Linked DNA regions of Mus musculus: region 1 is linked to region 2. A link is a loop called in an ENCODE intact Hi-C map of the cell type or tissue named here. Cell type or tissue: heart. All regions are shown on one strand. Links, peaks and the distances in the headings refer to the core of each region. The heading gives the core; the rest is flanking DNA.

Region 1 (5,375 bases), core at 129-5,128, 290 kb before region 2:
TCTCTGCTGCAGTATTAAATGCTCTTGACTTCTAAGCTATCTCTCTAGCCCCTAACAACTCTGTTAATAACCTCCACAGGAAACTTTCCCTCATGGTGCCCAGTGTGCAATGGCCATCATTAAGACTCATTAAAAACCCCTTTCTAGATTAAAAAAAAAGGGGGGGTATGGGGGGGGCTTTTGGGATTCGGGATAGCATTTGAAATGTAAATGAAGAAAATACCTAATTAAAAAAAAGAGTATGAGGGTTGGTGAGATGGCTCAGTGGGTAAGAGCACCCGACTGCTCTTCTAAAGGTCTGGAGTTCACATCCCAGCAACCACATGGTGGCTCACAACCATCCGTTAACGAGATCTGACTCCCTCTTCTGGAGTGTCTGAAGATAGCTACAGTGTACTTACATATAATAAATAAATAAATTTTAAAAAAGAGTATGAACTAAAACAATATAGAAAAATAATAAAAGCAGAAACATAACAATAATTATAAGCAAACAGCAGAACCACCAGTTATGTAAAAAAACAAAAAACAAAAAAAAAACAAACAAAAAACCCCCACTTCTTATATTCCAGAAGCCTCTCTCCGACTTTTTGTTGTTGAGAGATTTACAGTTATTTCATGTATATCAATGCCTGCCTAGTACTCATGGAGACCAGACAGTTGGATCCCCAGAACTGGAGTTATAGACAGTTGCTAGCTGCCATGCCAGGAACTGAATCCAGGTCCTTTGCAAAAGCACCAATCACCGAGCAATCTCTCTGGCCCCTTATATAACCACTCTCGATCATACTCTGTCTAGCAGCCATCAACACAATGTCTTTAGAGTAACTTCTTGTTTTACCAACCAGGAAAGTCTTACTGTAATTTAGTCTGCTTCATTTAAAGCTGCACTTCATGTGTTCTTTCGCCAATACTGTCAGACTAAAGTCAGGCTGCTGTATCTGATTCTAGTGCTCCCATTGCTGTAATTCTGGGTTCTTTAACGTCTGCACTACTGACACTGGGGCATACAGACCTTCGGTTAGATGGCTGTCCTGTGCACTGCAGTATAATACTCGGTCTCTACCCACTAGATGCCAAGGAGCGCCTTCACTGTGACAATCAAGTGTCTCTAGATATTGCCAAACCGCTTCCACTTGAGAGCTGATACTCTAAATCTAATTCACACTCACAACCCTACTCTTTATATGAGTACACTGAAGCTGTCTTCAGACACACCAGAAGAGGGCATCAGATTCCATTACAGATGGTTGTGAGCCACCATGTGGTTGCTGGGAATTGAACTCAGGACTTTCAGAAGAGCAGTCAGTGCTCTTAACCGCTGAACCATCTCTCCAGCCCACAACCCTACTCTTAAGACATTTCCTTTTACGAACACGAGTTTTGCTCTGGCCTACGACAAATAATGATCTTACAAGCATTCTTATACACGTTGCCAGGAGATGAGAGCACGTGCATTTTTCCGGGATAAGCACTTCTGTGTCATTCCAGGGGACATTTAAATTTGATAATGAATGGTAATGACTTTATAAACCAAAGTGGTTGTACCATAATGAAAATTCCTCTAACATAACAATCTCAAAAGACTTACATATAACTCAAAAAAGAAGTTTTCTTTTTGTGGGGTTTTTGTTGTTTTTTCAAGACAGGGTTTCTCAGTGTAGCTCTAGCTGTCCTCAAACTAGCTCTATAGACCAGGCTGGCCTTGAACTTGGAGATCTGCTTGCCTCTGTCTCCCCAGTGCTGGGATTAGAGGTGTGTGCCCATCACTCACAAACTATTAAGAGAAAGAACTATGAGGATGTTTTCCCTCCCAGCCAACTCAAGGGTCCTTCATCTTGCTATTGTCCTGCAGATCCTTCCTCCTCTAAATCATCGTCCAAACCCACCTTATGTGGAAGGAGAACACCGCAGCCCCATTCCTGCTCAATCTTCCTTTTCACTACGTTTAAACAGCAGCCTGTCAATCCTATGCCCCCAAATTGCAAGCCCAGAAGCAGCCCCAGAGCCTTGGCAGTCACTCCTTCACAGAGCAGCCAAGCACTCTCTACACACATCAACGTGCAGTAGTGATTCCCTGAAAGAACAGTAAGAGCCAAGCCTCAAAACCTCCTAAGCCCGAGAGGCGCAAAGGCTTAAAATAAGAGCAGGGGGTATAGTTCTGTTGGCAGAGTGCTTGCCTGGTAGGGACACATGCTGGGGTCAGGCCTCAGTGCTAAGAAGGGAAGGGGAAAGGGAAGGCGCAAGGAAAAGAGAACGGGACGAGGCGGAGAGGGAGATCACAATCTAGTCTCGGCTCTCATACTTGGGCAGGTGATAGGTCCTCTCTGGGGACCAGTTCTGCCATCTTCAAACGTGGGTTAGAACCAGAGGCTGGAAGTGTAGCTCAGTCGGTGGCAAGCTTGCCTCCGCACCAAGCTCTCACTTCCATCCCTAACATTTTCTAAATTGAGCCCAGTGGCGCGCGCTTGTAATGCCAGCGTTCAAGAGGTATGTGGAAGGAGGATCAAAGTCAAACAAAATCCTCCTCGGGTACATAGAGAGTTCGAAACCAGCCTGGGCTACACAAAACCTGTCTCAAAAAAGGTGGATTTTAAAATGACCTCATACGTTCATTCAGCGACAGAATGAGGTAAAAAGAATTCCATCAAGTCGAGCTGGAGGATGAAGCCGGGATCGCGTCAGGGCCTCAGAGGCTGCTGTCAATTTGGGTGGGTAGGTAATTTTGAGGGTTCCCCGTTGTCCCCAGCAACAGAACCGGAAGGACCGCTGACGTCAGCCACCAGAGGGAACCTGCGGCCGGTACTCAGGGTCACTGGGGTGACAGGACTGCAGAGTGGGCCCCTGGCCTGTCTAGGAATATCGGTCGAACACCGAGCCTGCGAGAGGCTCTTCGCGCCCACTTGCTCACCCGATTGGGGTACTCCTTCTCCACACAGTCCCCACACATCGTCACGCAGTTTTCGGAGAACGACCCCAGCGACACCCGGAAGGCGAAACCTCGCGAGAGTTGAGATATCGATTTTGTCGCACACGATCTAAGGACTCCACAGCTGGCTAAAAGTCTCCGCCCATAGCAACGGTTGTTAGGCGGTCTCCGGGTAAGGAGGGTGCACCGAGGACTGGACTCAAAAATCTTCAGGTATTGAAAAGATCTGAGGACTCAAAGAAGTGTCGAAAAGAGGAAGAGGCTTTGAGCCTGAAAGAACTTCTAATAGGCGCCTTCTTGAATTCTGATTAAAAAAGAATTACAGAAGTACAGCAAAAAGGGGAATTGTTTCTTCTTGCCTCCATTTTTACCAGACTCAAAAAACCTGAAATGACAGTTTAAATACCATTTTGTGCTATAATAACAGATAAGAGATCAGACTTCAGAGAAGGAGTAAGCTGGTGTTTGGGAAGAGAAGCTTAGAGCGCTGTCGAGAACCTACTAAATTATTTAAATTAGATTCTTATCATACGCCTTGTACAAAAATCAATTCAAAAATGGATCAAAACCCATTATCTAAAACAGGAAACACTGAAACTTCCAGAAGAAAACATAGGGGATAGTTGTCAAGATATTGGGTTGGAGGGGCTGGAGAGATGGCTTAGCCATTAGGAACACTGAATGCTCTTCCAGAGGACCCAATTTCACTTCCCAGAACTCACATGGCAGCTCACAACTGTCTGTAACTCCAAGATCTGACACCCTAACACAAACACACATGCAGGCAATGTGCATAAAATAAAAGTAAATTTTTTAAAAAAGACACTGCTTTGGACAAGAACTTTTTAATTAGCACAGGAACACTAACACTAACAGAAACTAACCCTTAGTATCAACGGACTACACGAAAAGTTTCTATTCAGCAAAGGACACAATTAGCAGAAAAAAACAGTCCTCAGCATGGGAAACATCTTTACCAGCCATATTTCAAACAAGAGGCAAATATCCAGAATTTATAAGAATTGCAGAAACTAAATACCAAGGAAACAAAACTGCCAGTCAATAAATGGGCAAATGAATTGAATAGACACTTTTCAAAATTAAAAAAAAAAACAAAACATGGCCAATAAGTGTTCATTGTCCTCAAACATCAGGGAAGTGCAAATTAAAATTATTTTTTAGATACCCTCTCACCCCTGTCGGAATGGCTCTCATCAATAAATCTGATGACAAATGCTGGGAAGGATGTGGAGAGAAAGGAACTGTTAGTCACTGTTGGTGGGAGTGCAAATTAAAATACAGACATTGTAGAATCAGTTTGGTGACTACTCAAAAAGTTAAAACTAGAATCACCATATGAACCTGTTATTCTATTCCTGGGCATTTACCCAGAACACATAGGAATATTTACACCCCTGTGTTTATTCCTGATTTATTTACTCTACCAAGAATTAAGATCAACCTAGTTGTCTGTCAACAGATAAAAGTAAAATGAAAAATCTCTCTATATAAAAAATGGAGCTGGGCAGTGGTGCACATGACATTAGTACCAACACTCGGGAGGCAGAGGCTGGCCAAACTCTGTGCAGTTTAGGCCAACCTGGTCTATAGATAGAGTTCCAGGACAACCAGGGCTACACAGGAAAAAAAATACTATTCAGTTCTAAAGAAAAAAAATGAAATCACAAAATTTGTAGGAAAATGAGTGGACTTATAATATTAAGTAAGGTAATACACCCTCAGGAAGGAAAAAAAAGCTGTTCTCCATGATACCCAGAATGTAGTTGTTAGCATTCTAAGCTCCACCCCATAGTTACCTGGCAACAGCCAGGTGTGCCTGACTCACTATAAAAGGGGCTGCTTGCCCACCTCTTCACTCTCTTGCTCCTGTCTTCCTGCCCCTGCTCTGTCTTCTCGACCATTCTTCCCCTCTCTCTCCACATGCTCATGGCTGGTCTCTACCCCTCTACTTCTCTACTCTTTCTTTCTCTGCCTTTCTCTGCCTCTACTACCCTCTTGACTCCCCTCCCCATGCCCTGAATAAACTCTATTCTATACTATATGGTCCTGTGGCTGGTCCCTCAGGGGGAAGGGATGCCTCAGCCTGGGCCCACAGAGACACCCCTTTCTATGCCTCCATAGAACATACCCCACCTCTCTTTATCATTTTATAAACACATCAGTAGTCACTAGTATGTGTGTGTGGAAATAAATGTGTATGTGGGAATAGGATCATATAGAGAAAAGAGAAGAAGAAAGTGTAGCAGTTAATTAAGCCACTTTGCCTCCTGATAGGTCTCTCACTGCACCTGCCCAAGAGCTCTGGATTAGCCAATGAAAGACACACACACACACACACACACACACACACACACACACACGCATGTCAGCTAATTTTGATATGCTTTGACTAGCTCAGTGACTGAGCACTTCTAAACCTCCCCGT
Region 2 (5,375 bases), core at 108-5,107:
TTCTTTTTTTGTTTTGTTTTGTCTTTTTGTTTGTTTGGTTTCTCTGTGTATCCTTGGCTGTCCTGGAACTCACTCTGTAGAGCAGGCTGGTCTCGAACTCAGAAATCCTCCTGCCTCTGCCTCTGCCTCTGCCTCTCAAGTGCTGGAATTAAAGGCGTGCACCACCGCGCCCGTCTCTTACAAAGCAGTGGCCAATAGGACCATGGTTCAGTCACTGAACTTAGATGGCCCGCCTGGAGTACAGCTGAGCTCTGATTAGCTGAGTTTGAGGGCGAGTCTCAGCCTGTCTGTAACGCCCAATCATGAACATGCAAAATACTGCCAGCTGCTTGGGTATGGCCAGACTGCTCCTGCTTTCTGTTTTACACAGACCCTGATTATATTTGGGTAGATGCCTGCAGTGTTTGTTTCAATGACTTCCAGAGTCAGAATACTCCAGAATGAAGTCTTTTTAATCCACCATATGAAGACACCTGTTTCCACCGTGAGCTCTGTGTGAATCGTGTTTCTGCAGACGAAGGAGAAGGCTGGCGTGTGAATGTTCTCACGCCATGGCCAGACGTTAGGGAGCCATTTGCACCTGGAGCAGGATATTCCATTGTCTGAACCGCCCTTGTGGGAGGCCTGAGTGAGTTTTTGCCTTCCAGAGCTATCTGAGGCCTCAGGTCAGACTGCATGTTCCCACGTCATGTCCAGCATGGAGAGGGGGCAGAGGAAGTCGAGGGGATCCCCTGGAGAACTTCCTTTTTCCTTTCCCCCAGCCTCCCCCATCTCCAGCCTCCTCTTCTCTTCTCGATCTTCTTGGCAGATGTTTGACAGGCTGAGCTTGCAAACAGTTCTCTCTCTCTCTCTGCTGCCAAGCCTGACCACCTGAGAGTCATCATGGTGACCCACATGGTTGTAGAAGAGAACCAATTCTCTGGGCCTCTCCACTTCTCCAAGACCACAATCTGTGTGACCAATCTAGTTCCTGTTTGACACTCCTCTCTCTCTCTCTCTCTCTCTCTCTCTCTCTCTCTCTCTCTCTCTCTCTCACCTGCTGCAGAATCACTTAACCTTTTTTTTTTTTTTGGTTTTTCGAGACAGGGTTTCTCTGTGTAGCTCTGGCTGTCCCTGGAACTCACTTTGTAGACCAGGCTGGCCTCGAACTCAGAAATCTGCCTGCCTCTGCCTCCCCAGTGCTGGGATTAAAGGTGTGTGTCACCACGCCCGGCTCACACAGGAGCTTTAATCAGTAGCCTAAACCAAAAATTCTTAGACCAGAAATAAAAGTGTTGAAAGCAAACTGACCTCCAAGGGCCAATGGGCCTTGGGCCATTTCTCCTCCTCTGTGGACCTTTAGGGTTGTTTCAGATACACACATCGGAATTCTTAGTGTGTGTCCCAGGGTGTGAGGTTGTTTTGCTTTGTTTTGTTTTGTTTTGTTTTGTTTGTTTCTGTTTGTTTTCCTGAAACCAAGGGTGGCAGCAGAGAATGGTAATTCTGGAATAACAGGAAGGTAGGACTGTAAGGGAAGATTTCCACTGTCTGTACCTCACTTAGGGCTGGGCCCCCCTTTCAAAGAGACCAAAGGGGCTTGTTTGTCATAATGGATCAATAGGTTATCGTGCTTGAATAAAAGCAGCAACTTATCAAACTTATGTGCCACAAGTTTTTAGTTTTTATAACAATACGGAGTAGATGTTATTACTAAGTTAAGGCTTGCCCCATGTCCTACAACCATATAGGAAAAGTCTAGGAAAATGTCTTGCTTATTGAATCTAATATTGTCTTTCTGGTTGCAATTATTTCTTTTAAAAATATTTATTGATTTTTTACTTATGTGTATGTTTTTATATTTTATGTGCACTTGAATGTATGTAGGTGGCTAAGGAGATCAGAAGAGGGTATGGGACCCTCTGGAGGTATAAGCACTATGTGGTTCTGGGAAAGTACTCAGGGCCACTGTAAGAACAACAGGTTCTCCTGACTACTGAGCCATCTCAAGTCTTGCTATGTCGCCTTGGCTGGACTTGACCTTGTGATCCTTCAGCCTCCTGCATGCGGAGATTTCAAGTATGTGCCTTCATGCCCAGCTGTGGCTTTCATTTGTCTGGAGGCAATATAACTGTCAGGAAAAAGTGGATTTCTGTCAGGAAGCAAGGGTTACATTTTTCATTTAAAACAGTAACCACCATGGTTACATGAAATGAACTCCTAGCTGAATAATGTCTACATTCTGGTCAGTTGAATAACTTCTCCCGGAAGCCACTATGAAAGCCAGCCGTTAGATCCTCTCACTCTCGGGGTGGTGGTGGTGGGGTGGGGTGGGATGGTGGGGGAGGATTGGTTGTGGGGGTAGAAAACGGAGTATGCTGACATTGTAAAGATGCCCAGCAGGTGGCAGTGTTTCCCATAGCAGCAGCAGAACCCATGGAATTCTCTCCACAGATGCCTAGAGATGAGAAGACAGATTTATGGAAGTAGACCATAGCACCTGCTTGCATTTTTGTGTGTGTGTGTGGGGGGGGATTGAACCCACAGCCTTGTGGATACTAGGTAAGTGCTCTACCACTGAAATACTCCCCTAGCCCTCAGTTTTATAATTTTGTCCATTTACACATAATTTTATAATTAATTAATTAGAGACATGGTCTTTCTACTTTCGCCATAGCTGTCCTGGAACTCACTATGTAAACTAGGCTGGCCTTGAACTCACAAACATCTACCTGTCCTAGAGGCTTGAGCTACCAAGCCAGAATACACATGATTTTTTTTTTTTTTTAACATTTTGGTTAAAAACAAATTAGGCCTTAGTGAAAATGACAGGGTCGGGAACAGGGGCCTCCTTCCTGCCTGCTGGATGCCCTCAGCTGCCTAAACTCCCATGTATGTGACCTTCTCCATAGATCTGTTCATCCAGATACACTTCAGTCCCACCCCAGTCACCTGCCCCATCAACTGCAGGTCGGTTCCCTGCTCCACTTCCAGTGCACATCCCAGGGCTGCTCCAGCCTGGGCCTGTCCATCTTTATTATGGGTCTCATGAAGGAACCAATCACATTTCTGGAGAAGATAGTCCTGTCAATGACTAACTCAAAGTGACAACTGCTTGCTGCGAGAAAGACATTGCAGACCAAGAGGGGCTTCACCAGCTCTTTGCCTGAGGTCCAAGAAAGCAGCTACTGTCCTAGGATGGGCGATATACTCTTTTAATTTTGAAGACAATCAGGTTTTAAAGAGCTTCCTACTGTAAATGTAAAATATAATAACAAGGTATTGAAATTGTGCATAATACCATGGGAACAAGGGAGTGAGTTAGGAGGCTCTATAACCATTATATTAATATGCTGAGAAACGTTGTGGTAATTTTTCTTTTCTTCTTCTTCTTCTTCTTCTCCTCCTCCTTCTTCTCCTCCTTCTCCTCCTCCTCCTCCTCCTCCTCCTCCTTCTTCTCCTCCTCCTCCTCCTTCTTCTTCTTCTTCTTCTTCTTTTTTTTTTTTCTGAGACAGGGTTTCTCTGTGTAGCCCTGGCTGTCCTGGAACTCACTTTGTAGACCAGGCTGGCCTCGAACTCAGAAATCTGCCTGCCTCTGCCTCCCAAGTGCTGGGATTAAAGGTGTGCACCACCAATGCCCTGCGGTAATTTTTCTAATACCTGCCCCCCCAAACAGCTTACGCGCAAACTCATACTAATTGATGACTTGCGTTTTGTTTGTTATCTTAGTTAAGGTTCTATTGCTGTGAACAGACACCATGACCAAGACAACTCTCACAGAGGAAAGCATTTAATTGCAGCTGGCTTACAGGTTCAGAGGTTCAGTCCACTATCCTCGTGGTAGGAAGCATGGCAGCACACAGGCAGGCATGGTGCTGGAGGAGCCGAGAGTTTCCAGGAAGAGAGCCGCACAGTCTGACTTGAGCTTCTGAAATAGCAAAGCCCACCCCCCAGTAACACACTTCCTCCAACAAGACCACAGCCACTCTAACAAGGCCACACCACCTAGTGCCACTCCCTAAGCACTCAAATATTTGAGCCTATGGGGGAGGGCAATCATTCAAACCAACTCATTTTCTGAGATAGGGTTTTTCTGTATAGCCCAGGCTAGCCTTGCGCTATCACCTTCCCTTCCTCCCCTCCCACACCAGCCCCATATTAATTTTAAAGTAAAATGTTTGCTTTCTAATCGGGTACCCTCAAACATCCCCTCTGTTACTGGACGAAGGAGTCAGCGTCAGGCTGAAGATGCTCTGAAATGCTGGGGCAAACGTTACTTTAGTAAGCCTCCCCTTTGTTTGCTACCAGATGGCTAGACTCAGGACTGTATCGATACACGTCTCCTTATATCAGACCATGTTATCAGTAGGCAGACAGAGCTAAATGTAGTTAACTCGTCCAAAGTCCCCATATTTATAAAGTTATCAGGAACCAACGGCTTGCTCTTTCTTCTTGGCCACACTGCAGTCACTGCCAGAACAAACCCATGTGATGGGCTTGGTTAAGTGACTAGTTAAGTAACTAGTTAGTGGAACTCTCCAAAGGCCCCTCAGTTTTGTCCAAGGTCTTTACTGAATCACAAGAACAGGATCGTGTGTTCTGTTCCCTGGAATTCTGGGCTTCTCAAATATCCTGTGTGAGCAATGCTGTACTTACAAGGATGCCTTAGTCTGTATCTACCCACAATCAGGACTAGTGTTTTGGTAAGAGGACTTCCAGCAGACTAGCAGGGACACTACTCAAGAGTGGGGTTGCGGCCAAGCATGGCATGCATGCTCAGCACAGCTAAACCCAGGTTTGGACTGAACCTCCTTGTTGTTCCCAGCATGCAGAATGCAGCCTTTTGCTTTGTATTGCCAATGGCTCCTGGCTCCTCCTGCAGGTTTGGCATTTCTCACGGACAAGGACCCACTAGCCCGTGCTGTAGTTCCACGTAGGGTAGGGAATGACAAGCATTAACACGCTGGTGTTCTGATGAGAACAGCAAACAAGCTCTGCACCGACTGCGGTGAGGCAGGGTGTCTGCTCTCAGGCCTGGCAGAAGGGCCCAGCCCATGGGATTTGGTTGCCATGGGACGGGTATGGCGCTTCGGAATACATTGGACTGGCATATTTTCTTTCCATTTAAATCAGGGTGCTCTGCGAGTCTCCACCCATTTTAGGAACAGGTTTCTGTGCTTTAGGGTAAGGGACAAGCTATTGAGAACAAGTAGGTCATTGCTCTGTTTCAGCTTACAAATTCCTCTATAAAAACATGTGTAGTGGGAAGAGGTTGTCAAAGTGGGATGTATTCAACATAAACACAAAAGGGCCTCATGAGGAAACGAATACGGCTTGCCAGAGAGCAAGTTCAAAGTCAGGTAGCATTCCTCAGGGGATGAGACCAGACAGACAGACAG

Evidence for each region. A loop is a pair of places that touch in the nucleus more often than their neighbours do. Peaks named below come from ENCODE experiments on the same cell type or tissue, not always from the same donor. Only the 100,000 strongest peaks of a DNase experiment are listed, where the experiment ranks them.
Region 1: a loop joins it to region 2, with 2.1 times the contacts of the local background. A loop is called at or near these places in 1 of 42 quality-filtered maps.

The regions. Positions count from the first base shown.
Region 1 is chr12:76,763,175-76,768,549 of GRCm38, reverse strand. It overlaps Churc1 (churchill domain containing 1), which reads right to left and starts at 3,012. Exons shown (of 4, transcript NM_206534.2): 1 at 2,912-3,012. The coding sequence starts at 2,950. In heart, for the core only: a CTCF peak has its summit at 2,796 (motif pointing right); DNase peaks (open chromatin) are centred at 2,809 and 3,049; H3K4me3 peaks cover 1,818 bases; H3K27ac peaks cover 1,617 bases.
Region 2 is chr12:76,469,255-76,474,629 of GRCm38, reverse strand. No RefSeq gene overlaps it. Among named protein-coding and RNA genes, the nearest start is that of Gm10451, 27 kb to the right of the region's middle. In heart, for the core only: a CTCF peak has its summit at 2,395 (motif pointing right); a DNase peak (open chromatin) is centred at 2,379.